Regions from separate parts of the Homo sapiens genome. Here region 2 is linked to region 1. Evidence: read pairs that join two places in POLR2A ChIA-PET (ENCODE). Cell type or tissue: Panc1. All regions are shown on one strand. Links, peaks and the distances in the headings refer to the core of each region. The heading gives the core; the rest is flanking DNA.

Region 1 (16,592 bases), core at 4,171-12,170:
TTTTCTCTTTCATAGATTCTGTGTTCACATACTTTGCCATTTTTCTATTGGGCTGCTTCTCTTTTTCTTATTGATTTGTGGGAGTTCTTTATGTATTCTAGATATGAAGCCATTGGGTTTGTATGTATCTTCATCCTGGTTTATTGTTTCTCTTTTCATTCATCTTTTGATGCATAGAATTTTTGTTTTCCTAGTGCTGTTAAGCAGGCTATCCAGTAGAGTGTTTTAAATTCTGAGCAAAGCTGTTTTTTCACTTGGAAAACTTTTATTTTCTAGTATATAAGTTGGCAGGTGCCTTAAAACAAACTAATTGTTGTCTTGGTTGTCTTAATATGGAGATTATTGCAAGTTCCGGCTAATAACTACAGTAAGCATAATTTATCCATAAGAAAATTATTTGTAAAGATTACATTTATGTCTTTAATATAAACTTTAATAATTTTGTATTAATCCTCTTACTGTTTTAAAGAACAATTGCATATCTTTTGTGGGTTAAACACTGTTATCTGGCTATGACCGGACTCACTTGATTTTCTATGAAGTCGATTTTTATTTACTCATTTGTTCAGCTAATATTTACAATGAAGAAGGCTGAGGATTCATTTGAATATAAAATACATTACAGTTCACAATGGTATTTTAAAAAGGTTCACAATTAATTAGTTAATATATGTAAATTAATAGCAATTCTTATTTCCTTATGTTAGATCTAGCTGTACATTTAGTTCACCTTGTTTCTTTCTTGTTTAAAAAATACTTACTTTTTAAGAGCTTTAAAGTTTACTGCAAAATTGAGAGGAAGGGACAGAGATTTCCCGCATGCCCCTGCCCACCCCACGTGCACAGCTCCGCATTATCACCATCCCCCACCAGAGTGGCACATTTGTTACAATTGAACCCACACTGACACATCATTATCACCCAAAGTCCACAGTTTACATTAGAGTTCACTCTTGGTGGTGTACATTCTATGGGTGTGGCCAAATGCATAATGACATTAAACCACCATTACAGGACCACACAGAGTAGTTTCACTGCCCTAAAAATCCTCTGTGCCCTGCCTATTCATCCCTCCTTTCCTCCTAACTTCTGGCAACCACTGATCTCTTTACTGCCTCCAGGGTTTTACTTTTCCAGAATGTCACAGAGTTGGAATCATACAGTATGCAGCTTTTCCAGGCTGGCTTCTTTTACTTAGCAATATGCATGTGAGTTTCCTCCTTGTTTTTTCCTGGCTTGATAGCTCCTTTATTTTTAGTGCTGAATAATATTCCCTTGTCTGGATGTGCCACAGTTTTATTTATCAATTCACCTGCTAAAGGACATCTTGGTTGCTTCCAAATGTTGACAGTTATGGATAAAGCTGCTATAAATGTCAGTCTGCTGGTTTTTGTATAAACATAAGTTTTCCGCATTCTTTAGCCATTTAGTGAAATATAAAGAGATGTATATCTTATTATTAAGCTTCCTTACAGACTACATTTTCAGTTATTGTCCAATCTGCTGTTGTCAGATGGACTTTGCCTTGGCTCAGAATAAAGTATATTGGTATCTGAAAAAGCAAGCAAGTTATAAAATTATTAACAAATAATTTTTATATTATTGAAAATGTTAAAATCATAAACAACCCAAACTATAATATTCCAGTTCACTGACAAATTTTACAATGTCAGTTTTATTTTAAAAGTTAACATATCTTAATAACAATAATTCCTTATTAACTCCTGTTTTTGGCTCATTTTTAAAAATGTAGGCTGGGCGTGGTGGCTCATGCCTATAATCCCAGCACTTTGGGAGGCCAAGGTGGGCGGATCACCTGAGGTCAGACCTTGAGACCAGCCTGGCCAACATGACAAAACCCCATCTCTACTAAAGATACAAAAATTAGCCAGGCATGGTGGCAGCTACCTGTAATCACAGCTACTCGGGAGGCTGAGGCAGGAGAATCACTTGAACCCAGGAGGCGGAGGTTGCAGTGAGCCGAGATTGTGCCACTGCACTCCAGCCTGGGTCTCAAAAAAATAAAAATAAAAAAAATGCAAAGTGCTTCAAAATTTAATTTGTATCTGAAAACCCTCCATTACGATTTTTCTTGGCACTGGGGCATGCAAAGAGGCTGCTTCTACATGTAGATTTTATCTCTCTATATACACACAGCTTTGTGGGAAAGTTTTCAGTTCCAAATTATTTCCTTAAACATCCTTAAGTATATGAACAAATATCATGTTTCAGATAAAGTATAAATTGTTTAACAAATGTATGCATTCTCTTGGCTTGGATAAATTGTTTTATTTACCAAAAACATATAGGTTGAGAGATTTATTTTTAGGAATATAGTCTATTTGCTACCAATGTGCATTTTGGTGGATGTGATGGTGATGACAGTGATGAGAGGGGACAGAGATCAGGATCTAGAGAGAGCAAGAGATGGAGTGAGTCAGGAGAGAGAGAGAAAATAAGCAGATAGGCTTGAAATGAGCACACACAGATTTGAGGTATTGAGGGAAACAGCAGTCACTGCTCTTACAAATTCCAGCTGGGTGGTTTCCTACGTGTCTGCAGTAAAGCTCTTGCACAATAAATGAAGAAAATACTACATAAAAGTTTAAATTTTATTGGGTGTGAAGCTCTTAAAGAATTGCTATTCACTAAGAGTTTAAGGAAGACTTAGTTTGAATAAATGAACCCCAACTAAAGGAGTACCCACCTTCCGTTTTCTTTTCTTCATGATATCTATGTGTTTGTCTTCTTGATCACATTCCCTTGTCATGATGGTCCCCAGCCAGCTGGAGCAGAAATTCACCTGAGCAGACATGGAAGAAAAGGTTATGCTGGGAAACGAAACATAAATTTCACTCAGTAAGAGTAACTATCTACCAGAAATGGGAATGACAGAACGACCATAGGAAAAGAAATGGGAATAAACCTTCACATCAACGCTCGTCAGTGCTATTTGCTAACAGATGCATTGAGGTAAATGCTGTTACCTCAAGAAGTGTTATCTTCTGGGGATCCTTATCATAATTTTATTTTAAATTCGAACAGCTGTTGTTTAACTACCACAGACCACAATTTGTCTACAGCTTGGGACCATAAAGTTAGCTTTAATGCACTCTGTTTCTTTTCTCTCCCCTGTATTTGATTTAATTTCCGTGAATCTGACACTCACATGCTATATACCATTTGCATATTTCAATATGTACTTTTGCAGATCCCATAAGTATTCAGGTGCTAAATGTGAAAGAATAAATAAAAATGGAAGTTCCCAATGACAAATTATAAAAGGAAGGAAGAAGAACTCTCAGGTTTCACTTACATGTAAAATATTCTGAACAATAACAGCTCCTTCAGGACAACAAAGCAGGTTTTTCTAGGGTTGTTGGTTTATGGTGACTGTAGAAGAAAACGGATGTTTTTTTTGGCAGTGAAACACAGTACACTTATCTGAATTGAGCCCTAGGGCTTACCATATAGCAACGGACAGAGAACTTCAGCTTTATTTAAGAAATCAACAAATGTGGCCACTTCTATAACCTGAATGTTTTCTAAAATATTCATGGTTTTTCATTCATGGAATTTTAAAAAACTGAGGTTGCGGTTTCAAACAAAAGAAAATTCTAGGGAAGATAGGAGGGGAATAAAAAGTCACTCTTGGGGAAACCTTAAAAAAGATCCCTGTGGGCTACTGTAGCGTATTTAGCGAAGGCGCTTTGTCAGATAGGGCATGAACTAACCTAGAACTCGGGCAGTTACTGGACAGAAAATCAATTTTGGTCAGGGTTAGACGGGCCCAAGACTTGTTCTTTGGTCTTAACTACAGTATGTGAAAACTTCCAAGTAGACGTCAGAGGACTAAAAAAGCTTTTTCTTTTCTTAGTTCTTTAGGCTGGTTTGTACAGATTTCTGCAAGTCTGGGGAACCTTAAAACTTCCATCTCCTTTTCCATTCTTTGAGTTAACAGCAACATATTGGTAGCTGAGCTTCACAATGTTGAGCTCTCCAAGTTGTTTAGGGTGATCTTTAGGCCTCAGCCCTTTTTGAATCTTTGTTTGTTGTAATCAAGTTCCAGAAGGAAATGAGGTGCGATCCTTATTGCAAAAGAATGAGGCAGGCTCTGGGGCTCAGTGATTCACTTACTTGATTTGATTATTAGTTTTCTGGTAACAAATGGTTGGTGCTGGAATGCTGATTTCACAGGCACCCTCACACACGTTAGTAAAATCAACAAGTGTGAGAGAAGCATCCTCAATTGTAAGTTAACAGTAACAACACGATGCTCATACATGTCTTAAAGCTGGAACCCAAAAGCCAAATTATAGTGTATGTTTTATTTCTGAGCCAGTATTCCTCATGGAAATGGGAATAGTCCAAATAGAAACAAAGTAACAGTGAAAAAGTGGGAAGGATTTGCAGGGCAGAATTTGGGAATTTGATTTTGAAGTATGAAAACGATGTCACTATAATCAAGTTTGAATAGTGAGTACATTTTTGCCTCAAATTTTCATTGTATCTGCTTCCTATAGACCCTAGAATTGGAAATCATTGGAAAGGGGATTAGTTCCTTTTAAGGAGAGTTGCTTGATACCCCAAGTTTCATGAGAAAGTTCTAAGCTAATTTACCAGCCAAAGAGGGTGAGACAAGCTACTGTAATCATCACCTGGTACCTTTCCTTTGAAAGAGTCTGACAAATGTTAATTAAGGAAACCTCAGGATGCTTGCCCAGGACAGATAAGGGGTTAATTTCAGCACCTCTGGGAAGAAATGCGAGAGCACCTCTATGTCCTTTCTTCCCTTCTGAACAGCTCTCAGGTTCTTGACACAGAAAGTCTGGGCACAAAAGGAAAGGGAAAGGGAGAAAAGGGCCATTCATGAATGTCTGAAAGAACGCTGGCTGCTTCCCTGAGAGCGATGTGATTTGACTGTGGCGACGTCTCTTCTCTCACCCCAAGCCCAGGAGGGTTATCAGTGAGCAAGGCAGAGGGAGGATCTTGGTTCTATTTTACTTCATTCTGAAAAACTGGAATGTAGCATAAGAGCTAGTTGCATGGCACCCCAAATGCTGCTGAGCCTAATGTACTTTTGCAGATCCTAAATCTGCAAAGGTGCTAAATGTGAAAGAATAATTAAAAATGGAACTTCTCAATGACAAATTTTAAAAGGAAGGAAGAAGAACTCTCAGGTTTCGCTTACATGTAAAAGGAACCCACCATTGAATTAACCACAGTCATGGCTTCCTGCCCGAGTCTCCATGAGATGGCTCCCTATTGACTGTAGCCTCAGCCCAGCCCTGTCTATCTCAAGCCATTTCACACTGAATCATAGCACACAGGTCTGGGACTTGAGGATGCTTATCTGACTGAAGCTTAACTGAGATGAATCATCTTTATAAATCTATTTTGGTCCACTGATAATTGCTTTTTAAATGAAAGCTTTTTTTTTTTTTTTAGACAGAGTCTTGCTCTGTTGCCCAGGCTGGAGTGCAGTGGTGCAGTCTCGGCTGACTGCAACCTCTGCTTCCCGGGTTCAAGCGATTCTCCTGCCTCAGCTTCCCGAGTAGCTGGGACTACAGGCACCTGCCACCACGCCTGGCTAATTAAATGAAAGCTTTAAAAAGTCTTCTTAAAAATAGAGAACATGTTCCCTTTCTCATTCCTCTATAAGGTGTTGAAGTCAAGGAGCATTTTATCTTAGGAGGCAGATACTTATTTATTTATTTATTTATTTTTTATTATACTTTAATTTCTAGGGTACATGTGCACAACGTGCAGGTTTGTTACATATGCATACATGTGCCATGTTGGTGTGCTGCACCCGTTAACTCGTCATTTACATTAGGTATATATCCTAATGCTATCCGCACCCCCCCCAGCACCCCACCCCATGACATGCCCCAGTGTGTGATGTTCCCCACCCTGTGTCCAAGTGTTCTCATTGTTCAGTTCCCACCTATGAGTGAGAACATGTAGTGTCCTTGTGATAGTTTGCTCAGAATAATGGTTTCCAGCTTCATCCATGTCCCTACAAAGGACATGAACTCATCCTTTTTTATGGCTGCATAGAATTCCATGGTGTATATGTGCCACATTTTCTTAATCCAGTCTATCATTGATGGACGTTCGGGTTGGTTCCAAGTCTTCACTATTGTGAATAGTGTGGAGGCAGATATTTATATGGGATAAAGAGATCTTGTTTTTACTCTTAATGTGACTTGTTTTGTGTATATATATTCAATTTAGTTGTTGTTGGAGGTATTCTGCTGAATTTTTAACTCAGGACCCAGACATCTTTATTGCTGTTTTTTCTTAGTGTGCTGAGAATCTTAAGAATATAAAGAAAAACTTTTCATTGCTAAGGGGTGTGTGTGTGTGTGTGTGTGTGTGTGTGTGTGTGTGTGTGTCAGAGAGAGAGAGGGAGAGGAAAAATGAGAATGAGAATTTTTGATGTGCAGAAGATGAACTGTGCTGGACATTAATGGATTAATTTTTAGCAGTATAAGAGATTTATACAGATCAAGCCACAATCAATTTGGCTGTGGGGATTGGGGAAATTTTCATGATAGCTGAAATGAATAGAACTGCTATGTTGTGGACTTATTTGTATAAATAGCTTGGAAACGGTCTTTTGTTCATCTATGAATTATACTCGGTCATGTATTTTATACCCTGATACTGTATATCTCATAAGAGGCATGAAGTTGATCTGTGGACCGGCTGTATGTTTTGGGGTGTTTTTACATGGCTCAAATAAAAATTCATTTATATACTCATTTAGTACAGATGGAATGAAGTATACAAAGATGAGTAAGTCATAGGCACAGTCAAGAACTGTAAAGGGCCTGTAAGCAAAGTGTTAACTGTAAACAGGCGAGCCTACCACAGTTTCATAGATGTTGGTAGAAGACATGAGATTCTTGGGTCAGAAACAAAGGATTTTATTAGTCACAGCAATGACAGTAGCCAGAATTTGCCTTGGTTCCCTGAACCATAACTCTCACAGTGCAACATGAAGAGGGCCAGGTGACCCTGCACGTGAAGAGAGTTGCATTGTAGAAGAACCCTGAATTTAGGAAACCTGGATCTTCTATAACAAGCAGTGAATATGCCTGCTCTTTATCTTGGAGGGAGAAATTATCCTTATTATACTGGACCATAAGCCCCAGACTCCAAAAGGAGACACTATCTTCCAAAACTGTTTGCTATACATCCCGGAACAAAGACAGTCAGGTGCAGGAACATGAGAGACCTGTGGAAGATGTTTTTAAAATCTCCACTTGTAGAAACAATCTCCCTTGTTTCTACACCCCTGCTTCTGGCAAATTTAGGCATGAGTATGCCACTCCATCTGCTGCTCTGGTCAATCTGACCAATAGAGGCTGGGGCCAAATCCATTCAATTTACCTCATATAGTATTTAATTAAAATTATTATCAACAGGACTTCAAGCAGCAGGATGAGGCCATCCTGCAGTATTAACCTCACCGTGACTTAAAGGGTTCCGGATTCCATAAGCTGAACAAGTTCAATGAATCATCCAGATCTATCTTATAGCCAGGTAGTATTCTCCTTTAGTTTCCACAGTGGCTTTTCTCCTCAGTCCAAGGCATTCATCCAGATGCAGCAGGATGTATTAGTGATTGCACAGACTTGTCCTGGCCTGCAAAAAGGAAGCTTGGGGCAGTTGTACTATCCATAACAACCCTGGCCTTTCTTTTTTTTTTTTTTTTGAGACTGAGTCTCGCTCTGTCGCCCAGGCTGGAGTGCAGGGGCGCGATCTCATCTCACCGCAAGCTCTACCTCCTGGGTTCATGCCATTCTCCTTCCTCAGCCTCCCGAGTAGCTGGGACTACAGGCGCCCGCCACCAAGCCTGGCTAATTTTTTGTATTTTTAGTAGAGATGTTGTTTCACCGTGTTATCCAGGATGGTCTCGATCTCCTGACCTCGTCATCTGCCTGCCTTGGCCTCCCAAAAAGTGGGATTACAGGCGTGAGCCACTGCGCACAGCCAACCCTGGCCTTTCAAAGCATAAGTTTTGCATATATTTTGTTAAATTTATTCTTAAATATATATATTTTCGATGTTCTTAAAACAAGAAATGTTTTCTTTCTTTTTTTTTTCCCGAGATGGTGTCTCACTCTGTCACCCAGGCTGGAGTGCAGTGGTGTAATCTCAGCTTACTGCAACCTCTGCCTCCTGGGTTCAAGCAATTCTCCTGCCTCAGCCTCCCCAGTAGCTGGGAGTACAGGTGTCTGCCACCATCCCCGGCTAGTTTTTGTGTTTTTAGTAGAGACGGGGTTTCACTATGTTGGCCAGGCTGGTCTCAAACTCCTGACTTCAGGTGATCGGCCTGCCTCCGCCTTCCAAAGTGCTGGGATTACAGGCGTGAGCCACCATGTCTAACAAGAGTTGTTTTCTCAGTTTCATTTATGGATTGTTCATTGCAATCATATTGAAATACAATTTATTTTTGTATGTTGATGTTGTATCCTGCAACCTTGCCAAATTGATTTATTAGTTTTAATAATTTCAATATGATTCTGTAGAATTTTCTATATATAAGTATGTCATCTGTGAATAGAGATAATTTCACTTCTTCATTTCCAATCTGAATGCTTTTTATTTATTTTTCCTGCATAATTGCCCTGGCTTGACTGCTAGTATAATGTTGAATAGAAGAGGTGAGACTTGACATCCTTGTCTTTTTCCTTATCTTTAGGGGAAAGCATCCAGTCTTTCACCATTAAGTATAATGTTAACTCCAAGTTTTTCATAGATGCCTTTTACCAAGTTCAAGAAGTTTTCTTCTCTTTACAGTTTGTGAAGTGTTTTTAATCATAAAAGGCCATTAGATTTTGTCTAATGCTTTTTGTGTATTTACTGAGACGATCATATAATTTTTTTCCATTGATAGGGTATGTTATATTAATTGATTTTCAGATGTTAAACAACCTTGCATCCTTAGGACAAATTCCACTTAATTGATTATGGTGTATGATTCTTTTTATATGTTGCTGTATTCGGTTTGCCAGTGTTTTGCTGGAGATTTTGTGTCCATATTCAAAGGAGATATTGGCCTTTAGTTTTCTCGTTTTCTGATAGCTTTTTCAGTTTTGGAATTGGTAATGCTGGTCTCAGAGTGAGTTTGGAAGTGCTTTCTTTTTTTAAAAATTTTATTATTATTATACTTTAAGTTTTAGGGTACATGTGCACAATGTGCAGGTTTGTTACATATGTATACATGTGCCATGTTGGTGTGCTGCACCTATTAACTCGTCATTTAGCATTAGGTATATCTCCTAATGCTATCCCTCCCGCCGCCCCCCACCCCACAATAGTACCTGGTGTGTGATGTTCCCCTTCCTGTGTCCATGTGTTCTCATTGTTAAATTCCCACCTACGAGTGAGAACATGCAGTGTTTGGTTTTTTGTCCTTGCGATAGTTTGCTGAGAATGATGGTTTCCAGTTTCATCCATGTCCCTACAAAGGACATGAACTCATCATTTTTTATGGCTGCATATATTCCATGGTGTATATGTGCCACATTTTCTTAATCCAGTCTATCATTATTGGACATTTAGGTTGGTTCCAAGTCTTTGCTATTGTGAATAGTGCTGCAATAAACATACATGTGCATGTGTCTTTATAGCAGCATGATTTATAGTCCTTTGGGTATATACCCAGTAATGGGATGGCTGGGTCAAATGGTATTTCTAGTTCTAGATCCCTGAGGAATCGTTGCATTGTCTTCCACAATGGATGAACTAGTTTACACTCCCACCAACAGTGTAAAAGTGTTCCTATTTCTCCACATCCTCTCCAGCACCTGTTGTTTCCTGCTCTCTTCAAAGCTGTCAGAGAGGGACATTTAAGTCTGCAGAGGTTACTGCTGTCTTTTTGTTTGTCTGTGCCCTGTCCCCAGAGGTGGAGCCTACAGAGGCAGGCAGGCCTCCATGAGCTGTGGTGGGCTCCACCCAGTTCGAGCTTCCCGGCTGCTTTGTTTACCTAAGCAAGCCTGGGCAATGGTGGGCGCCCCTCCCCCCTCGCTGCCGCCTTGCTGTTTGATCTCGGACTGCTGTGCTAGCAATGAGCGAGACTCCGTGGGCGTAGGACCCTCCGAGACAGGTGAGGGATATAATCTCCTGGTGTGCTGTTTTTTAAGCCCGTTGGAAAAGCGCAGTATTAGGGTGGGAGTGACTCGATTTTCCAGTGCCGTCTGTCACCCCTTTCTTTGACTAGGAAAGGGAATTCCCTGACCCCTTGCACTTCCCGGGTGAGGCGATGCCTCGCCCTGCTTCGGCTCTTGCACAGTGCGCTGCACCCACCGTCCTGCGCCTACTGTCTGGCACTCCTCAGTGAGATGAACCCGGTACCTCAGTTGGAAATGCAGAAATCACCCATCTTCTGTGTCGCTCACGCTGGGAGCTATAGACAGGAGCTGTTCCTATTTGGCCATCTTGGCTCTGGAAGGCTTTCTTTTATATTTTGGAAGAGTTTGTGAAGAACTGGCATTAATTCTTTGTTAAATGTTTGGTACAATTCAGTGATGAATCCATCTGGACCTGGGCTTTTCTTCATGGATAGTTTTAAAAATTACTACAGTCATGCACAGCATAATAATATTTTTGTTAATGACGGGCCACATGATAGTGGTCTCATAAAATTATAATGCCATATTTTATAGTACTTCGAATATGTTTAGATGTGTTTACATGTACAAATACTTACCATTATGTTACAGTTGCCTACAATATTCAGTACAGTAACATGCTGGACAGGTTTGCAGCCTAGGAACAATCTAAACCTAGGAGCAATCACACTGAGGCCATACAGGTGTATAGTTAGCTATACCATCTAGGTTTGTATAAGTACACTCTATTATGTTTGCACAACAACAACAAAACTGCCTAAACACATTTGTCAGAACATATCCCCATAGTTAAGTGATGCATAACTGTAATTCAATCTCTATACTTGTTATAGATCTATTCAGATTGTGTATTTCCTCTTGTGTCAATTTTGGTGGTTTGTGCCTTTATAGGAATTTGTCCATTTAATCAAAGTTATCTAATTTAGTGTATCATTGTTCATAGTATTATTTTATAATAAGGTCAGTAGTGATGTCTTTTTCATTTCTGATCCTAGTAATCTGCGATTTCTCTCTTTTTTCTTGATCAATTTAGATGAATATTTATCAATTTTGTTTTTTTAAAAGCTACCAACTTTTGATTTCATTGATTTTCTCTATTATTTTTCTATTCTATATTTTATTAGTTTCTGCTCTAATCTTCATTTTTTGTTTTATTTTTGCTTCTGCTTGCTTTAACTTTAGTTCTTTTTTTCTTCATTTTCAAATGTCTATCTTAAGATGTAAGTTTGGGTTATTGACTTGAAATCTTTCTTCCTTTCATTTGCAGTTGTCAGTTTTCCTCCAAGCACTGTTTTGCTGTATCTCATATATTTTGGTATGTTCTATCTTCATTTTCATTCACTCAAAATTTTTCTTATTTTCCTTTTAATTTCTTTTTTGATCCATTGGTCATTTAGGAGTGTATTGTTTAATTTTCCCATATTTGTGAGTTTCCTGTTTTTTTCTGTTATTAATGTCTTATATAATTCCATTGTGGTCAGAGAACATGCTTTGTATTATTTCTGTTTTTAAAAATTTATTGAGATTTGATTTATTGCCTAACAGACTTTTCTAGAAAATGTTATATGTGGGCTTAAGAACAACGTATATTCTGCTTTTGTTGGGTGAAATATCTTATAAATGTCTTCTAGGTCTAGTTTATAATGTTTATAGTTCACTAGGCTTACAGTGTTGTTCAGGTCTTCTGTTTCCTTGTTGACCTACTTAGTTGTTCTATCAATTGTTGAATGTGGGATGTTATAGTTTCCAATTCTTATTGTTGCATTGTCTATTCCTCTCTTCATTTCAGTCAGCTTTGGTTTTAAATATTTTGGTGCTCTGTTATTACATGCATATATGTTTATGATGGTTATATCTCCCAGATGGATTGACCACTTTATCATGATAAATTGTCCATTTTTATATCTAGCAACATTGTACGTTTTAAGTACGTTTTGTCTGAAATTATTATAGCCATTTACTCCAGCTTTTTTGTAGTAGCTGTTTGCATGGTATGTCCTTTTTAAAAAAGTCTTTTTATTTTCCATCTATGTATTTCAATTAAAAGTATGTCTCCCTTAGACAGCATATAGTTGAATCATATTTTTTTTTAACCCAGTCTGACAATCTCTGTCTTTTGATTGGACTGTTTAATTCATTCACATTTACTGTTATTTTCAATTACAGTTGGGTTTACATCTGCCATTTTAATTTTAATTTTTATATTTTATGTCTTTTTGTTCCACTATTTTTCCTTTACTGCTTTCTTTTGCATTAAGCTAATATTTTCTAATGTAGCATTTTAATTTCTTTAAGAATTTTTTTTACTAATTATTTTTGAAAATTTTTAATGGTTATTCTTGCTTACAATATAGATCTTATCACAATCAGCTTCAGATTTATACTAAATTAATTCAAGTGAGACATAGAAGTATTCCTTTTTATTCTTCTTATGGTATTTTGTTATATATATTACATCTATTTTTCTTTTCCCTCTTTTTGTGGTATTGTTATAATTATTAAATCCATACAAGTTACAAATTCAAAAGGATTGCTATAATTATTACTTTGTATAATTTTGTCTTTCAAAGGAGCTAAGAGAAGAAAAGAAGGCAAGTTTATATTTACAGCTTTTATTATATTAGCTTTGTATTTATTGTTTCTGGTCCTCTTCATTTGTTATTCTGAATTTGAGTTATCGTCTGGAGCCATTTTCTTAGCCCAATACAGCTTTGTTCCTATCTATTTCCTTTGTGCTGTTTTTGGCAACTATATTGCATTTCTATATGTTATAGGCTCAATAACACATTATATACATAGTGTTCTGTATACTTGTTTTTAAAATAAGAGAAGAAAGTAGAATAAATATGCATTTATATGGGTATTTTGATTACACGATTGTCTTTACCAGTGCTCTTTTTTTTTTTGTATGGATTCTAATTACTATCTGTGGTCATATCAGCCTGATGAACTTCTTTTAGTATTTCTTATATAGCAGATCTGTTAGCAACAACTGTTTTTTTAGTTTTTATTTATCTGGGAATGTTTTCAGTTTTCTTTCAGTTTTGAAGAGTAACTTGCTGCATAGTTTTTTCCTTGAACACTTTGAATATATTATCCTATGGTTTCCATTGCTTCCGCTGATGAGTCAGTTGTTAATCTTATTGGGGCTTATATGTAAGTGACAAATTGTTTTTCTTTAAATGCTTTTAAGAGTTTCTCCTTGTCTTTGATTTTCAGTATTTTTGCTATGATGAGACTGCTTCTGAATCTCTTTGTGTTTATTCAACTTGGAGGTTGTTGAGTTTCCTAGATGTGTAGATTATTGCTTTTCAATACATTTTGTAAGTTGTCAGTCATTATTTATTCCCCTATTTTTTCTACTAATTTCTTTTTCTCTCTCTCCTTCTGGTACTCCCAGTATGGACATGTAGATGTGCTTAGTAGTGTCTTACAGCTCTCTAAGTCTATCTTTATTTTTCTAATTTTTTTTTTTTTTTGAGATGGAGTCTCACTCTGTCGCCCAGGCTGGAGTGCAGTGGCGTGATTTCAGCTGTCGCCCAGGCTGGAGTGCAGTGGTGTGATCTCAGCTCACTGCAACCTCCACATCCCTGGTTCAAGCAATTCCCCTACCTCAGCTTCCCGAGTAGCTGTGATTACAGGTGCACACCACCACGTCTGGCTAAATTTTTTGTAAAGATTTTTAGTAGAGATGGGGTTTCACCATGTTGGCCAGACTGGTCTTGAACACCTGATCTCAGGCAATCTGCCCACCTTGGCCTCCCAAAATGCTGGGATTACAGGTGTGAGCCACTGAGCCCAGCCTCTTTTTTTTTTTTTTTTTTTAAATTATTTGGATTTCATACCATCTACTGATAGATCTTCATGTTTGTTAATTCTTTCTTTTGCTTCTCAGATCTACTCTTAAACCCCTTTGGTGATTTTAAATCTTAGTTACTGTATTTTCAACTTCAGAATTTCCATTTGGCTTTTAAAATATATACATAGTTTCTACCTCTTTACTGGTATTCTCTATTTCATATGACATCGTCCATAAATGTCCATTGTAATCATTCTTTCATGTCTTTAATTATGATTTCCTTTAGGTATTTGAGTATACTTATAATGGCTACCTTGAATGCTTTTTCTGTTAGATCCAATATCTAGTTTCTTTCACAAGCAACTTCTGTTGTCTGCTTTTTCCTGGCCTACTACCTTCCTGTTTCTTTGTATATCTTGTAATTTTTTTGTTAGACACCAAGCACTTTTGATAATATAGCAGCTGTGGATGCTGGTGCTCTATCCTTCCCTCTCTCCCCTGGGCTTGTTATTTTTGTTTTCTTGTTTATTTTTTAAGTGATTGGCTGGACTATTTTTTATGGAGTCTATTTCTTCCTGCAATATAACCCCTCTGACATTTATCCTCAGTGAACACAGCCTTGGGTATGCCCACAGTTACCCTGCACTGACAGTGGTTTTGGCCTATTTTTGAGAGCCTCTTCCTTTGACGATACTCACCTGTTAAGTTCAACTAATTGCTGGATGATTGCTCTATTATTTTCAAGACTATCTTGACTATTAGCTTGTTGAGTGGCTTTGGTAATAAAGGCATATTAGAATGCAAATGCTCCAGAGAACCAAAAACACTGTGACTCCTTTTAGTTTTAAGAGCCACAATATTATGGCTAGATTCTGCTGATCAGACTGGAAAAGTAACACCATAATCCCCCCAAAATGTCAGTAGCAGTGAGGTACCACTGATAGCTCTGAGAAGGGATTAAAAGTCTGATGTGCTCTATTTTCCAGGAGTGGATGGGAGCCATACCCTGTGTTATGTTGCCTCACTCACTGTAAAATAAATGGGTTGACTTGGCAAGAGTCAGAAGTCTGGCTTGTCATGATAACTCAGCATCAAAAAACATATAGTCCTTTACTTCTTACTTAGTCTATGCTGGGGCATGTGTTGCCGTATTCGGTATAAGGACAGAGCCAGACGGCACCAGTGGCAGTCCAGGTGGTACAGACTCAATCAGCAATTTGACTCCAGCTAGTTCCATCACAGAATAGGCCTTTACCCTGGACTCCTGTGTGAGTAACCCAGAAGATTTCATTAGCAGCAGTAATTTTTTTTTTTTCATTTCATGAAGCAAAATAAGGGTATCTTTAATCTGCCAGCCTACAGTTTTCAAGTGGCAGACCAAACAATTAGACCATTGGTCCTAGTCCAAAAGCCGGTCAAAATTTAACATAGTTTATTGAGGGGAATAGTGGGCAGAACAGTGAGAATGGACTTGAGTTCTACTCACTGATTTGAGCAGACATCTGCATTTTTGGTTGCGCATAGCTGTCACTAAGGCTAGACAGCTGCAGCGACTCAACAGACACTGTTGGTTTCAATTCAGCTCAACTATGTGTGAACGAGGTCCAGGCCCAGGTTCAGGAGTTCCATTGAACAACAGTTTTGTTTCAGGCAATGGACTGAAGAGTATAATTTTCCCTAAAGAGATAGCTGGTGTTTTGCAGGTAGGACCACAATGCTGTTAGTGTCTGCCCATGATTGTTGAAAATTTCCCACCTTGTATACACACTATAAATGGATGTCTCTGTAACTGTTGTCTGAAAGAAGACAGCACCTTCTGCCTCCTCTAGGATAAATCTACCATTAATTGTTACCATGGGATAGACCTGAGGCTGGCTGCTGGATTGGTGAGAAAGTTCCCCTTCTTGGAGGAGAGTTAGAAACAACCAGGGTACTGCCCAGCTAGCAGTCTGAGTCTGCTTCTTGGGACTTGGCCTGAACCCATTAAGTTGGGGAATTAAGGAAAATTCCTCCTCATTAACAGGCAATAAAATGGAGAACCACTTATTGCCCATTTAACCATATAATGTGGTCAACATGTTTACCGATAATTCCCATGGATTTCCCTCAAAGTCCATTAATTAGTCCACAAGACCCTTATCTTTCTCCTTCCTGAAAGCCACGTGTCTGTCAGCATACCATCCTTGCTGCCAAAACTGCTAAGAACTATCAAGGATCTGAGATTTCACCCTACTTGCAAAAAAATTACCAAGTTTGCCTCTGTATTAATTATGTATTGTTTAGTAACTATGTTATGAAACATTTAGCAGCTTAAATAATACCCATCGATTATTTCATAGTTTCTGTAAGTCAGGAATTCGAGCATGGCTTAGCTGGGTCCTCAATAAGGCTGCAATCAAGATGTTAGCCAGGACTGGGTTCTTATCTATGGCTTGACTAGACAAGGATCTGCTTCCAAGTGCACGTACTTGCTGGAAGAATTTAGTTTTTTTTGCAGGCTGTGTACTGGGGCTTCAGTTTGTTGATGGCTCTTGGCTAAAAACTGCTTTAAGGTCTTTGCCACATTGGCCTTCCCAACATAGCCACTTGCTTCCTTAGGGCCAGTAAGGGGAAAAAGAATCTCCTCGCAAGGCAGATGTTACAGTGAT
Region 2 (16,592 bases), core at 3,664-11,663, 60 kb before region 1:
TTTAAACCTCTAACAATATCCACGAGATTTCTGTCTTGTCTGCGCTTTCTGTAGGTGCCAGCTGCCTTCACTCAGTGACTCCTTTCATAGGCCAAGAAGGCTGAAGCAACCTACACCCCTCTGCCTCTTGTCCTCCCACTACCAAGTCCAAAAGAAGAGTGGTAACTTTTCTTTGGCTGGGTTTATGTTATCCTTGAAGAAATCATCTTGCCAGGCAGATGGCCAATCTGGACTAAAGTAAGACTATCATGGTCTATTGGTTGGAACTGGGACAACACCATCCAAACTTCTGAACTGAAAACTCGGCTCTGTAACCAGAAGGAACAGGTGTGGATAGTGGGCAGTAAACCACAAATGCCTGCTATTAAACAAATACCCATGACAAGAGTTGTGTTTTGTTAGTGATCAGAACATTAGCAGAGGAAAAAAGGCAAAGAAAAGGTATATTTATCATGATTCTGCAGAGAAACAGAACAAATAGGATATGCTCTATAGATCTATCTATCTATCTATCTATCTATCTATCTATCTATCTATCCATCACATGAGGTTTACAAGGAATTGGCTCATGCAATTATGGAGACTGAGAAGTCCCACGATCTGCTGTCTGCAATCTGGGGATGCAGAAAACCTGGCGGTATTAATATAATTCCAGTCCAAGTCCAAAGGCCTGAGAACCAGGAGTGCTGATGGTGTAAGTCCCAGACCAAGGGCAGCAAAAGACCAATGTCCTAGCTGAAGCAGTCTAGCAGAGAGAGAGAATTCCTCCTTTGTTTGTCTCTTTGTTCTGTTCAGGCCCTGATGGGTTGAATGAAATCCACCCACAATGGGAAGGACAATCTACTTTACTCAGTCCACCAATTCAAGTGCTAACCTCTCCCAGAAACACCCAAACAGACACATCCAGAATAATGTTTAACCAGACTCTGGGCATCCCGTGGTCTAGTTACGCTAACACATGAAATTAATCATCCCAGAATGTGTCCTGTCAGACCCCTATTAGCTTCAATAGTGATGGCACCAGGTTGAAGAGGCCAAAGAAGAGACCCAAAGCCAACAAACGAGACATGGAGTTTGATTAGCAGGAAACTTACAAACAAGGTGGTCCAGTGGCAGCTGGCTAGACAGGAGAACCACCTTACCTACAGTCCAGTGGTGGTGGGCTAGACAGAACCGCCTTACCTACAGTCCAGTGGTGGCAGACTATACAGGAGAACTGCCCTACCTACAGTCCAGTGGTGGTGACTGGACAGGAGAACCGCCCTACCTACAGTCCAGTGGTGGTGACTGTACAGGAGAACTGCCTTGTCTACAGTCTAGTGGTGGTGACTGTACAGGAGAACTGCCTTGTCTACAGTCTAGTGGTGGTGACTGTATAGGAGAACCACCTTACCTACAGTCCAGTGATGGTGACTGTACAGGAGAACCACTTTACCTACAGTCCAGTGATGGTGACTGTACAGGAGAACCACTTTACCTACAGTCCATTGGTGGTAACTGTAAGGAGAACCACCTTACCTACAGTCCAGTTGTGGTGACTGCACAGGAGAACCGCCTTACCTACAGTCCAGTGGTGTTGACTGTACAGGAGAACCGCCTTACCTACAGTCCAGTGGTGTTGACTGTACAGGAGAACCACCTTACCTACAGTCCAGTAGCAGCAGCCTAGGCAGCACCATAACTGGTTGCAAAGAGCATGTGGTTTATGCAGCATTTTTCACTCAGCACCCTCCCTCTAACAACCACCTGGCAACCTTCATTTAACCCAAAACAAAGGGCTTCCATCCCCTGTACACCCATGTTTTATGGGATGGGATGGCCCTGGGGCTTAGATGTTCCTCATAGATAAGGAATGAAACTGTGTTGGCCACTCCCGAATTCCTTAGCTTGGAACTCTGAACACACATTCAACTGCATTGGCCATGCAGGGTCATTATTAGGATATGCTTAAGTTAACTTACCGCTGTCAGGTGTGTCTACCATACAGAAAGGTGAGAGAAAAAGAAAGAAAATGCGCATTTATGAAGTGCCTACTGTATCACCTAAGAATGTCAGGCATTCTTAGATCCTCCCAACGACTTCAGTTACAGATGGAATAAAGTATCCTGTCCAAAAACACGTAGCCAGAGGGATGGAGGCAGCTTTCAAATGCAGGATTGCCTCCTTCAAAGCCCATCAGTGAAGCTCTGCTGAAGTAAGAACACAAAAGCTGGATTTGAATTACACAATGACAGCTGTGTCATATGCATAGCTATATCACCACCCCAGTGGTTCTCAAAATGTGCCTTTCAGAGCGTCGGCAAGGTCCTTCTTTTTTCAGCTGTATTTGTATGAAGCCAAGTTTTCTTCAGCTATTTCAGCCAAAACAACACATCGCAACAGATTAAATGCAGAGGCAGACAGGAAAATCCAGCTGTCTTCTATTAAGCAAGGTATTTTATAAAGATATCATATAAGATTTGCAAACAATGTAAAACAATGACACTGCAAATTTTCTTTGGTTTTGGAAAATAGTTATTTTTAAAAATAAAATATATGTCATTTGTGTTAATACGTAATGTATTCGCTATAGTCATTTTGGGTTATTTAATGGATGAAACAGTTTTAAAATTTCTCTTTTAATTTCTAATATGATAAATATCAATAGGTATAATTTCCATAAACAAAAGCTCTTGGGGTCCTCTATACATGTTAAAGAGATGCTGAGACCTGGGCCGGGTGCAGTGGCTCATGACTGTAATCCCAGCACTTTGGGAGGCCAAAGTGGGTGGATCACAAGGTCAGGAGTTCGAGACCATCCTGCCAAACACGGTGAAACCCTGTCTCTACTAAAAATACAAAAAAATTAGCCGGGCATGGTGGCAGACGCCTGTAGTCCCAGCTACTTGGGAGGCTGAGGCAGGAGAATGGCGTGAACCCAGGAGGCGGAGCTTGCAGTGAGCCAAGATCGCACCACTGCACTCCAGCCTGGGTGACAGAGCCAGACTCCATCTCAAAAAAAATAAAATAAAAATAAAAAGAGATGCTGAGGACTGCTGCACATAAAGGTGGCAGGTCTCAAAAAATAATCCTCAGGTAGAAGTTTTCAGGTATCTGAACTTAACATTGCATTCTCTTGCATGGACTTTGCTTTTCAAACAGTTGGACTTTTGTCTTTTAAAAATGACTGAGTCTATTTTCCAAGGTAAAAATAGCCTGGAAAACCAGGGCATGAATTTTGTTTTAAATTTAATTTTAAGTTCAGGGGTACATGTGCAGGTTTCTTACATAGGTAAACTTGTATGGTAGGGGTTTGTTGCACAGATTATTTCATTACCTGGGTATTAAGCTGAGTACCCATTAGCTATTGTTTCCGATCCTCTCCCTCCTGCTACCCTCCACTCTCCACCCTCTGATAGGCTCCAGGGTGGTGTTCTCCTCTGCGTGTCCATGTGTTCTCATCATTCAGTTCCCACCTATAAGTGAGAACATGTGGTATTTGGTTTTCTGTTCCTGTATTTGTTTGCTAAGGGTAACGGCCTCCAGCTCCATCCATGTTCCTGCAAAGGACATGATCTCGTCCTTTTTTATGGCTGCATAGTATTCCATGGTGTATATGTACCACATTTTCTTTATCCAGTCTACCATTGAAGGGCATTTAGGTTAAAAGCAAATTAGATGCCCGAGCATGAATTCTTGATAGCTCTTTATCATCCACTGTGTTGAAATCACATTCCCACCCAAGCTTACTTTAAAAATAAGAGGCAGAATGCTTGATTAACACTTTGGGAATGGAGTCGCTGAGACATGGAGTCAGCAGAGTGGGTCAGTAACATCGTGTGCCCCAGTGGAATAGCATGATCTTAGCAGGAAGTGTTACGTGGAGTGCACTTTTTCAGTGAAAAAGGCCAAGGAAGAATTAATGTCCATAATGAAACTAATGACTATCATGCAGCATGTTTTCAATTTTTATTTAATTTTTCATCTCACTTTGTTTTACTCAGCCTTTGCCAGAGGGGTTAAAAGAGAGAAAGCAAGCATGAAGAAAGAATATGAAAGTGAAGACCAGGAAATCCATAAGTTAGATAATAGTTTCTTTTCTTTTTTCTTTTCTTTTCTTTTTTTTTTTTTTTTGACAGAGTTTTGCACTGTTGCCCAGGCTAGAGTGCAATGGCACCATCTCGGCTCATCTCAACCTCCACCTCCCGGGTTCAAGCGATTCTCCTGCCTTAGCCTCCTGAGTAGTTGGGATTACAGGTGCCCACCACCTGTATTTTTAGTAGAGATGGGGTTTTGCCACGTTGGCCAGGCTGATCTTGAACTCCTGACCTCAGGTGATCCGCCCGCCTCGGCCTCCCAAAGTGCTGGGATTACAGGCATGAGCCACCGCACCCAGCCTAGTTTCTTGAATAATCAAGAATTGTGGACATTTCTAGATCTAGAAGACTGGAGGACACTTTACTGTTTTATGAAAGCTCTGTCTAATGGTAGAGGCTCTTTTAAGATTTTTTAACAATTGGGAGTATTATTTTCCAGCTTAGTAATTTAAAATTATTAAGACAAGTTTAGCCTTCAAAGCAAATTCCAGATTGTCTGATTTGTCATGCAAAGTGCTGGATGTTTTATCATATAAGAAACAGAACTGGCCGGGCGCGGTGGCTCACGCCTGTAATCCCAGCACTTTGGGAGGCCGAGGCGGGTGGATCATGAGGTCAGGAGATCGAGACCATCCTGGCTAACAAGGTGAAACCCCGTCTCTACTAAAAATACAAAAAATTAGCCAGGCGCGGTGGCAGGCGCCTGTAGTCCCAGCTACTCGGGAGGCTGAGGCAGGAGAATGGCGTGAACCCGGGAAGCGGAGCTTGCAGTGAGCGGAGATTGCGCCACTGCAGTCCGCAGTCCGGCCTGGGCGACAGAGTGAGACTCCGTCTCAAAAAGAAAAGAAAAAAAAAAAAAAAAAAAAGAAACAGAACTATTTATTGGTTTTTGGACTAAGTTAAGCCCATTTCACATTTTTGTGAAAAGGCAAAAGTTCATTTTATTTTAAGTTTGCCTCTGTGGCAAATCACATGTACAAGTTTTTCTGAACAAAAAGTCCAAATTTAGGAACTTAGAAAGCAGAGGCTCACTGGATTTTGCTGCTAAGGAAGCTTAAATAGATACGGCTATGAGCTGATCTCTAGGCCCTGGAGATCTTGACAGCCAGGTTGTTCCAACTGAAATCAAAGCATAGTGGTTGGGGCTTTTAGATAGAGTAGGATAGAGTAGCCTGAGGGATTTGGGAAAGAACTGACTGAATCCTGGAGGAAGTAGAGGGACTTGAAAGCTGCAAAAGAACACACAGTGTGATAGAAATGGGGTGTATTTTAGGGACAATTTGGACTCAGTGGAAAGAAGTCGAGGGCAATAGCTAACTATATTGCATCTCCAAAATTGTTCTTACAATTTAGTAGCTATTTGGAATTTAATTTAATTTTACTTTTTATTGAATATCACTGTTTTTAAGCTCTCTGTGAGGTATACTGTGGGAAACAAAATATAAATGCTATGGTCCTAGCCTTTAAGAAATCTACAATCCAGAAAAAAACCCAAGAAACATCTCCAAATGTTTACCATCTAGGATAGTGTGATAATACTAAATTAAAGGCACCATGTACTTTGGGATTGCATAAAAAGGAGAGGTTTATATCCATTCGGAGATTTGGGAAAGTTCTCATAGTGTAGGTAATATTTAAATTGGATTTTATTAAGGATGAAGTTTCAAATGGAGAAAGTGGGTGGAAGGGCATTTCAAATGAATGATTGATTAAACAGTGTCAGTGGGTATAGTGTTTGGGGCACAGTTTGGACAATCGTAGGGTGCCTGACCTAACCCTGGCCTCAGTTAAGGATGACTAGCCCACTCACGATAATATGGATGGACCAAGGCAGACATGTGGCCCCTACTGTCCAGGCTGGTTGGACCAGAGAGGAGCAGCTGATCCAAAAGCAGCCAACCTATGGCTGGCCTGGGTCCTGACCTGGAAAGCTTTGCACAAATAGGGAAGAACTGGGTTGGCTGGAGTCTCATTCCTAAAAAATTGCATCCTGAAATGAAGAAAATCGGCAGTTAGGTTTGGAAAGTGAAGCTGAGAAGATGTGTGCACCAGGAGAAATGAGGTAGAGAAGGACATTATGAATAAGAGATATCATGAAGTTGAAATTATTACAAATCGGACACTACATATTAGGAAAAAGTGTATATAATAGACAGTGGGGAAGCCAGAGGGTAACTGTTATTATGTCTGCTGGTCTGAGTAAATCCAAAGAGACCCCAACTAAGCTGTCTTATATGGCTGGAACAGAGGAACAATGATGGGTGTGTAGAGTGGTGGAAATGTAGGTTGGTGCCAGTTTGTGGAGGTCAAGGCATTCTATGCACATCTCGAGTGCTTTTGTCTGTTTCTCAGCCAGGAATTTTTAATTAAGAGATGCATACGGCCAGGCATGGTGGTTCATGTCTGTAAACCCAGCACTTTGGGAGGCCAAGGCGGATGAATCACTTGAAGTCGGGAGTTAGAGACCAGCCTGACCAACATGGAGAAACGATGTCTCTACTAAAAAAAATAAAAAAATACAAAATTCATCTAGGCATAGTGGTGCATGCCTGTAATCCCAGCTACTCGGGAGGCTGAGGCAGAAGAATTGCTTGAACCTGGGAGGCAGAGGTTGCGGTTAGCAGAGATCACACCATTGCGCTCCAGCCTGGGCAACAAGAGCAAAACTCCCCCTCACAAAAAAAAAAAAAAAAAAAAAAAAGAAAAAAAGAAAAAAGGATGCATAAGACAGCTCCATTCTCAAGGAATTTATAATACAGAATCAGGTGGAGAAAATATAGCCACACAAATAGCTATCATTGAAGACTGACAGATAAAATACTAAGCCACCAAAGAAGTATGGATCCTGTGGTGGAGGAGAGGGGTTGTCTAGGAAGACTTCACAGAGGAGATGGCAATGCTAAGGACTTTAAACATTATTCTGATTCCATGAAAAAGTTTTGAGCAGGAAAATCATGAGTATATAAATGTTAGAGAAAGGTGACTCTGGCCTAAGGATAATTGGATGAAAGGGAGGCTGTAATAAAGGAGACTGGTTTCAATGGTTGGGAGGATAATTCAGTAGGAGGGAGACATAGCTGTTTCATCTCACGGTTGTGAGAACCCAACCCTGGCCTGTTCTAATGGAAAGCATCTGGCTTATTGAGATGTTTTCGGCTCTGGGCTCAAATAACTAAAGGAAAACTCAGTAGACCAAGAATGCAAAACAGCAGAATTGGCCTTAGTGAAACAGTATGAGCTGTTAACTATGTAACGTTTTTAGAAGCTGTGTGGATGCTGGAAAAACTTCCTGCCTGTAACTATCAGCTTCATTAATTTGCCGTAGGTGCCTAAAATCCCCTCACTGGGGATCTCTTCCTTTGTTGTTAAGCCTTGTTCTCTTCTGGGAGTGGTGGTGATGTTGAGGGAGGGGTGGAGTAGGAGGGATGTTTATTCTGAAGAGGTTAAATTAGTATAGTGCTCTATTTGTCAAGACTCTTGGTTGCAAGTGACAGAAAACCCAGCTCAAAGCAGCTTAATCAGAAACCTGGATCATTGGAACCAGGTACTGGAGCGATGTCAAGAGGACACATCTCCCCATCTCTGGAATCTGTTTTTCCCTCTGCTCACTTCATTTGGGCAGTCTTGTCCCCAGATGGTGGCAAGACGGTTCTGTCAGCAGCACCAGTAGGAGAGCAGTGTTTTTCCTTGTGGCCTTTGGAGAAGTTCCGGAGGGAACTGCTTACTTGGTTGACTTTGTTTATATGCCCTTTCCTCACCTGTCACTGTGGCCAACGGATGGAACACGTGGCTTGGGTGCCCAGTCATGGGTCCACCCTGGATACTGAAGGTGGAGTCAGTTCCACCTCAACCGCAGGCAGAGAGTGAGGAAGGGATAGTTCTCCAGAGAAAGCAGGCTACTACCAGGAAAAAGGAGAAGGTTTATAGAGCAGGCAAAGAACAGATTCTACTGCAGCTAAGTTTATGGGCAAATGTGCCTATTGGATTGCCCTTCTAGGATAGTGAAAGCTAAAGGCCCGGAAAGTAGTGGGAAGCTGCTAAGAAGTGTGTGGGACAGAGGGGAGCTGGAGTCCCAGTAAGGAGAGGTTGGAGCTGCCAAAGACACTGTCACAATTTTGCCTCTGGCAGGTCAAAGCCTAGGTGGGTCCCTGAGAGTTACTATTACCATTATGGGAAAAGAACACCTTTAAGAGTCCACAGGTAGAATTAAAAATGACTAATCAAATGGAGAACTCTTACAGAGTGTATCAACTGCTCAATGTTCTGAACTGAAATGTTTTTCTTGATTCTCTTGGGTTTTGGTATCTGTTATATGTATGACTTGCGTTTTTCTTGCTGCAGGTGTGATTTTATATTTAAAAGGACAATAATTTTTACCTTTGAAGGTTATTTATTTATTGTTTGTTTTATTGTTTGTTGTGAAAATCAAGGGATTATTTTTTTCCTTAAGGCATTGTTTCCTTATTTCAACATCTTTTTTGTTTGTTTGTTTTTGGTTTGCCTGCAGTTTTGGTGAACAGAAGGTAACATGGCAGGATTTGGTGTGCTTTAATGTTGTTTATGCTTGCCAGTGATGAATGCCAGTCATACCAATTCCCTTGTAAAGGCAAGTCACTAGAGAACCCTCCCCCATCCCAAGCCCATGCCTGTGGCTGGAGTCCCCCGGGAGCTTACAGTGGCTGAGCGGGGAGCGGGGTGAACCTGCACACACCCTGTAGCGAGTCACATCCAGAAATCTTGCTACTCTTTTCTTAGCTGAGGAAAAATGTTCCATTAAGCTTTGGCTGCCAATTTTGTCCACAAACTTTGGAAACTGACAGTTGGGTTTTGAAGACTAATTATTTTCCCCTAAGCAGTGTGTCATCAGTTTCCCTGGCTGCCTGCAGGTGAACCTTGGCTTCTGGCCAGGCTTCTTCCTAGGGTAACTGCCTTCTATCTAAAGATCAGGCTCTTGGCTCTAGCTCCGCAATTCTCAGTTTCAGAGTTGCTCTCACTTCTGAAGCCAATAACCATTTATTGAGGTCAGGACTGTCTAAGACAGCAGCCAGAATCCACTTGTGGCTATTGAACATTTGAAATGTGCTTAGTCCAAGCTGTGGTGTGCTGCAAGTGTAAAATACACATCAGATTTTAAAGACTTAGTATGTTATAAATAGAATTGTGTCCCCCCACCCCACAAAATCCATATGCTGAAGCCCTAAACCCCAATGGGAGGTTTGAAGTAAGAAAGTAATTAAGCCTAAATGAGTTTATAAGGGTGGGATCCTCATAGGAATAGTGCCTTTATAAGAAAAGACACCAGAGAGCTCTCTCTCTGCTATGTGAGCACACTGTAAGAAGGCGGCTGTCTGGAAGTCAGGAAGAGAGCCCTCACAAGAACTTAACCCTAGTGGTACCTAGATCTGGGACTTCCAGCATCCAGACTTTGAGAGAATAAATTTCCGTTGTTGGTGCTACTCAATCTATGCCACTTTATTTTGGCAGGTGTAGGAAACTAATATATAGTATGAACAAATAATGTAAAATATCTAGTTAATATTTTTATATTGATGACATTAAAATAATAAAATACATTATTACAATTAATTTTACCCGTTTTATTTCACTTTTTAAAAAGTGGCTATGAGAAAATTTTAAATTATACATGTGTCTTCCATTACAGGGCACTGGTGACCTAGACCCATGAGTTATTATTAAATTGTCTTTACTTGTCCTATTAGATTATTATTCAATCTTTGTTCATGAGGGATCTCTAAACTTCTCTTTGGTTTATGTAATTTTCTGTTTCTTTTTTCTTTAAGAGCCAGAAGATTAAAATAAAACAAAATAAAAAAGAACAAACACATAGAAACCAAAAGAACACAAGCGACATAAACCCTGCTGTTTTGTGGTGTTAATATTTTTTGATTAAAAGGATTTATCTCCTTTTGATCTCTTTTCTGCCTTATTTCTTGCATATTGAAGCCAACCTTGGAACAAATTTTAACATTCATAGTATAAAATGACAAATCCTATGGGAAAAACAAACCTGAAGGGAGTTGGGGGAGTTTCTGCATTTTCAGCACTGGGTCTTTCATGGTGGATGGGATGGTTATGGTTATGAAATAAGGCAGAAGGTCTCCTGTTTTGTTTTCAATAGGCCAGGGCTGAGCTCAGCTTTGAGGAGGGTTACCTGTCGAAGCGTCTCTGGCTAGAAGCAGGGAAGGTTCTGCCAAGCTCTGTTGGATGCATCCTTAGCCACACCAAATGGGCCTCTGAATAGGCCCAGAAAACTGGGGACTCCTTGCTCATGTCACCTGTAGTGAGGGGAACATCTTGCTAACAGCAGAGCAAACTGCAAAATGTTCTGGGTTAATGCATATGCTTTGGGCAGGTCTACCTTTAGTAAGAAAGCTTCTGGTACGAAATTTTGCTACTGAAATTTATGGTCTTCACAAGTAGAGGCATTTCTGTTTGTTCTGAAGTCCAATTTGTTTAGTGTATTTCCTGCTTTTCTTGAATTTTATCATTGGCAACAAATATTGCCAGTTGTTTACCTTGACCTGACAGATTTATTTGGTTGACTTTTTGAAAAGTTTCTGCCAAGTAACCAAATCAGAATAACCATGATCTGCTGTCAGTCATTCTTCCAAGTACCAATGATGTTCTGTGAAGAATAGTGACTAATGCGACTTGCAACTCAAATGATCCCAGAAGTCAAGCATCATTCTTTGTCACGCAGCTGACGCACTTTATGTCTGACTCCCATTTCTTCAAATATAATACAGTATTTTTAAAATGTATATGCAAGTGTTCAGATTTAGTCAGTTCATTTTTACTGCCGCATCAGGGCCATCAGTAAGTAAAACACCCCCTCCCACCTCGCCCCAACCCACCAGTGGCTGGCAGTGAAGAATACAATGATTGCTAGTTGAATTTAGTACCATTTCTTGATTTGTGCTGAGTGGCCAGTAGTTTGACCCATTGCTTTTGCACCATGAGTGCAAATGTCAACACACTAAAAAACGAAAATAGTATCTTTATTTTATTATGAAAATAGCTTTAAACTCCAAGACCCCCGAAGGGTCCTCAGGGACTCCTTGGGGTCTGAAATTAACACACTGAAAAGTATTTTTCCAAAGTGTATTACAAATGGAGGGTACTGTAATTCTCTTTCTAAAAATTAAAAATCATATTAAGATAACTCATTGTTGGAAATGCTGAAGCAGACTCCAGAACACCTGGGTGGGAATGTCGTCTAGGGAATGCCTGCATCTCTCAGAAGACGGAACTCAACAATTGTTACAGTGTCCTTCAGTTTGACGATTTTTGTGCTGTGTGCTGACAACTATTTCCCAAGGCTGATTTGGCATAGTGGGTCAGTTTCCTTCCTAATTATGTTGGAAAGGTGGAGATTACTCTTTAGAATCCCTGAATGACTGAAAGTTCTTCTCTATTCACGAGAAATCTCATAGGTCCTGTGGCCTCAAAATCTGAATCAGTTTGGATGATTTAGATCAGCTGTAGTTACTTTGGGGATGCTAATGGACTCCTTGGCTATTTCTAGTTACAGGCAAAGTAGGGGATTCAACTTGGCACAATTGCTTCATTGGGATTGGAGCATGGGCTCTGCAAAGACTGAGAAGAGATGCAAAGGCCATGTTCTCCATTCTTTCACACATGAGGCCAAGAGAGCGTTTGTTTTCTCACACATTTTTTTTTTGAATTAAAAATACTAATTGGTGACATTGCTTTGAGAAATTGTTTGATATCTCAGTAGAAATCCTAACACATTTTGCAAAGTACTCACCTACATCATATTTTAGAGTAAAGAAGTAAACAGGCAAAATGGAAATTATTTCCATATCGGTATGATACTGTACATTGAATTTGTACATTGCCCTGCATGTACAATGAAAGGAAGAGTCTAGAATTCAGTCTCAACAAACATATCTATCTATCTATCTATCTATTTGTAGATAGATATACACACACACACGTAACTATATTAATACAGCTCAGTGGCTTTTTCAATATGTTTTTATAAGATATATTTCTCCTGGTATAAGAATAATTTCACACTTTTCGTTTAGGTGTTCTCAGATCAGACTTCTGCCTCATTTTGCCACCAGTGATGCAAATATGTGTCAGTGTCTTAAGATAAGTCCTTTAGGTGTCCTTTATTCTGGTATGTCCTTGGAGAGATTGCCTTTAAGATTTGATTTAAAATAAGAAAATAGGTATAATGGGTACAGATACACACTATTAGTGGGAAGATTACATAAGTCCAGAAATTGGACCAGCCTAAAATCTCACCTTTTAGAAATAATTTTTTGTCTTTTCTATTTATTTTCATTGTCATAAAAAGAAGCACATAATACTTAACCTTTGCTTTGCATTGTATCCGATGACAAGCCTTCTGAATTTCACACAACACATAATTTTATTTCCTTCATACACCAGTTTCCCACGTAGATATTCCTAGGTGTAATCAGACAATATTATTTTTATTTACCAGATTAGGTCCCCCCAAAAATAGATGGGTAGTAAGGAGGAAGGTTTTAATAAGCTTTCCATATTTCTGTTTGTTTTCATACACTCCCAAGCCTAGATTTGCCATGTTCAAATTAAGTAATATCTGCCCAAATGGAAAATGTACATGCCTTGCTGGTCCTAGATCCTCTACATGGTACCATGCTGACACCAAAACAACACTCTTTAGAAGCTTGGACCTTTGTATCCAACTCAGCCAATGGAGCTTAGCACCATCGAATTTCCTACCTGGTTGTTCCATGTACACAGGATTTTGATTCATGCTTGCAGAGTTCACCTTTAAATGGCCAGGACTTTCTCTCTCAATCTTCCCTCCAGTCTAATTACTGGACTGTTTAACTGGAAGTCTTTTGAGGGCAGCATTAATACATTCTTATTCAGACGAATTTATGAGTTTTAGCTCAATGTGATGTTTTAAATCTAATAAGAATCCATAAAAGAAACTTCTTGTGAAGTTAAATTACTTGTACAGACAATTGAATGGGAAGCTAATTATGCCAGTTTTGCAAAAGAATGACTTTATAATTTTAGGTAAGATACTGATCTGTGGTAATAGTTTTATTATCTATACACTGAGAGGTTTAGTATTTAAGACAAATCCTCAATCTCATATGTTCATAGACATTATCAAGCAAAACTGTGTCTATTTTCATTATCACCATTATGTTGCCTTTGGCACTAAGTGGTACAGTTGCCATCCATATAATGAAAAAATAATCAGCAAATTTAAATGAGCAAATTCTGGGGTTTAAATCAGTTATTTGGTGGACTTACATGATTATTTGACTGAATTGTTTCAATAGTCTAGCCAATAATATGAGTTAAGTACTTTCAGAGAAAGTAGCCACAGCATTTCTCAGTGGGTTTATTCAATGCCCTCAACCCCTACTGGAGAGATGTTGATGCTATATGTGATATTTCTTGGACGTTGAAGCTTTTAGTTCGGAGGGTGAGGGTGATGAATGGACCTTCTGAGTGGAGGACTAGGGAAGAGGACACCATGGATTCTGTCTTCCTCTCTTAGGTTGGAAAGTATGGCAAATTAAAGAGGGAAGGAAGCATCTGTAATTGATTAGAAATGAATCTGGTATGCAGGATGACAGGTCCCTGAATGGCCTTGGCTGAACCAGCTCTTCCATCTCCTGTTTGTAGTTGTCAGGATAATTGCAGAATGTGCTGAGAATGCAGTATCCTGAGATAAGGAGGAAATTTCTGCAACAGCCCAAGCTTTGTCCTATTCCTTCCTAGGACAGGATGTCTTGCAACACTTTAGCTCAGTGATCTGTTTCCTTGGGGTCCTGCAACGCTTCAGCTCAGTAATCCGAGTTCCCCCAGGGTATAAAATCCAGTAAGATTACATCTTCCCTAGGCAGTTTTCCTGAGCCCTGGGGAGCCAGCTCACCGTGGATTTGAGACTTCTGTTGATTCATGCTGCCTGTCTGGGAGTGATAAAGTTGCTCTGCATGACTTCTTGTGTAAGTGTTCTGTCTCACTAGACTCATATGTTGGAGGTTGGGTTTATGTAAAACCTCTGGTAGCTGGGTTTGTGCAAAACCTCTTGCCAGATCTAAAAACCTTAGCAGACATTGGCAAGGTATTTAGAGTTCTCTGGAATTGATGCTGGTGGATGGTATTGGTGAGGTGTTTAGAGGCCTTCCCTGGGATTCATAACTGATGCATGGTCCCAAGGGTTGATATTGGTGCATGGTATTCTGCTTAACAAGGAAAGACTTCAAAGACAACAAGAAGGTCCACATCTTGTGACTGGGGATACCTGGATTAGATCTTTCCATTTCTAAGAAAGGGAGCTTTGACTCTTTCCAAAGCACTTAATTTATTCTTCATCTAATGCTCCATAAAAGTAGTAGAATTGAAAGTGTATGTGGAATAATGATGTACATGATATTGAGAGAAGGGACATATTTTCATTCTCAGGGAAACCTGTTAGCCTATGGAATTCATAATGGAAAAATCATTAATTTGTCTGTTTCTTGTGGTGACACTTGTATATAAAACCACTGAGTAGCTGGATGGGGAGATGGAATCTACTGACTTAAATGAGGGCATGGATGGAAGGCTAAATTTACTCAACCTCTTTCATTTCCAAATGGATAACAGATAATTGTCTAGAGACAGTAATTTCCTTTATGTGAAAATTTATAGCTTGAATTGGAAGGAGGGATTGAAGGCAAAAAGAGTAGTTGGAGGTTTATTATGCTTTCAAAATTCAAGTGCACAATTTGAGACTCTGGAAATAAAAAAATTAAAATCATAAACTAGTATATATTAATTTGTGAGTACATTGGACAAATGCAATACAATGTTCTTGAGTGAGTGTTGCTACTAAAATGATTAGAACAAAACTACTTATTCTCATCAAGCTCCAATAACGCCATTCTGCTGACTTATTTCATTCATCAGATCTGTTTTTTCTCTCTGTGTGTCAGGCACTGTACTAGAAGCACAGAGTTTAGTTGGAGAGATGGATATGTGAACAAATAATTGCATTACAGCATATAATTATTATAATAGATAATATTTGTATGTTATATAATGTAGTATATGGAGAAGATGATTAAGTGAAAATATAGAGCAGAGCACAGGCTTCCTGGGGACCTGTAGAGACCTTCCCCATAGGTGGAGCAGGTGTCATGTGAGATCAGTCTAGAAAAGTAGATTGGGCCAGAGTTATCTTCTGTACAACCATGAGCAGCCATGGAAAAAGGAAAATTACCTACTTAGGTATGAGTTGTTCCTGTTTTTCATTTGGAGAAGGGATTGCAGGGAGGAAAAGTTAGAGGCAAGGAGACCAGGTGGAAGGCTCTTAATAGTAATTCAGGCAGCAGAAAACGCAGTGTGGGGTTCAGAGTCTGCTGACTGGATGAACTTACTGCCTGTGTGACCATGGGTAAAGCTGTATGCCTGTTTATTTCTAGGTTAAAGGGGGCGGGGGTAATGATATCTATCCTGGCTCCAAGCACCCTTCAGAGTCAGGATGGATTCCCTACCCAAAATTTGGTTTGGATGTGACACACTCACAGGGGGTCTGAGAAGATTTATTACTTACATGACGAAGTTTTCTGGAAAGAGCAGGGCATGCTTTCCAAGCAGGTCTGAGAGCCTTGAGTAAACAGAGAAAAGAGGCTATCTTGGGGTTTTTATTGTGATTAGAGAGTGGGGCTGGGGGTAAGAATTTCTGTGTATAGATGGAGGCTTGTGTGGTTTGAATCACCCATGGGTGCCACAGAAGGAAACACCCGGGCTTTCTTATCAGTTTGCCAAGTGTGGGGCACGAGGGGAGGATGAGGGATCACTATTTAAACATCAAAAAAATGCAGTCAGATTCTCTATTACAACCCAATTTTCTGAAGACTGAGTTAAATAGGTAAAGTGCTTAGCATAACATAGTCTGTCTAGAATAAACGCTCAATGAGTGTCAGTCGGGGTCATGCTGATTATAATAACAAAAAGGTCACAACAAGCACAGTGGCTATATGGATAATACAGATAAGGGTTGGGATTAAAGAAGTTATTATTTCTTTGCTTGGTGCCTCAAACTTAATGCTTATTGTGCTTTGGGACAGCTCTCTATATCCTCTAGTTGTCTTAATTATTTCAACATACCTATATGAAAGGTAAACTAATCAATAAAGATGAATTGAATACCTACTATATTTAAGGTGCTAACCACAGAAGATGAGTTGGATGCAGCCTTGTCCCATGAGCATCTTACATCTACTGAGATTTGGCTGTAGTTAGAGAATGAAGAACGCTGTATAGCAGACTAAGCTTCTTTGGTGGGAAGAATAGATTTCCTTTAGTTTCTTGAGAATTGCCAATTTTATTTGTCTTTTGGTAGCAGTAATTGCGTTTTTTACAAAACCATTGTTGTGTCCACAAAATGGCCTTAACATTGGGATACTTTATAATACCGTGTCTCATTTTTTTCTAGTTACTATACATTTCTTTATTTAATTTATTTTA

What was found. ChIA-PET counts read pairs that join two places held together with the same protein. Peaks named below come from ENCODE experiments on the same cell type or tissue, not always from the same donor. Only the 100,000 strongest peaks of a DNase experiment are listed, where the experiment ranks them.
Region 2: POLR2A ChIA-PET joins it to region 1 with 21 read pairs; 2 of 35 experiments call an interaction of 5 or more read pairs at or near these places.

What each region holds. Positions count from the first base shown.
Region 1 is chr6:10,127,832-10,144,423 of GRCh38, reverse strand. It overlaps LOC124900218 (a long non-coding RNA gene), which reads left to right and starts at 3,740. Exons shown (of 5, transcript XR_007059909.1): 1 at 3,740-4,476. It overlaps LOC105374918 (a long non-coding RNA gene), which reads right to left and starts at 3,638. Exons shown (of 3, transcript XR_926456.3): 1 at 3,317-3,638; 2 at 2,708-2,803; 3 at 1-1,552. It also overlaps the pseudogene OFCC1. RefSeq lists an enhancer at 10,109-10,610. In Panc1, for the core only: no CTCF peak of the experiment used is centred there; no DNase peak of the experiment used is centred there; H3K27ac peaks cover 605 bases.
Region 2 is chr6:10,187,551-10,204,142 of GRCh38, reverse strand. It overlaps the pseudogene OFCC1. Among named protein-coding and RNA genes, the nearest start is that of TFAP2A-AS2, 210 kb to the left of the region's middle. In Panc1, for the core only: no CTCF peak of the experiment used is centred there; no DNase peak of the experiment used is centred there; H3K27ac peaks cover 1,278 bases.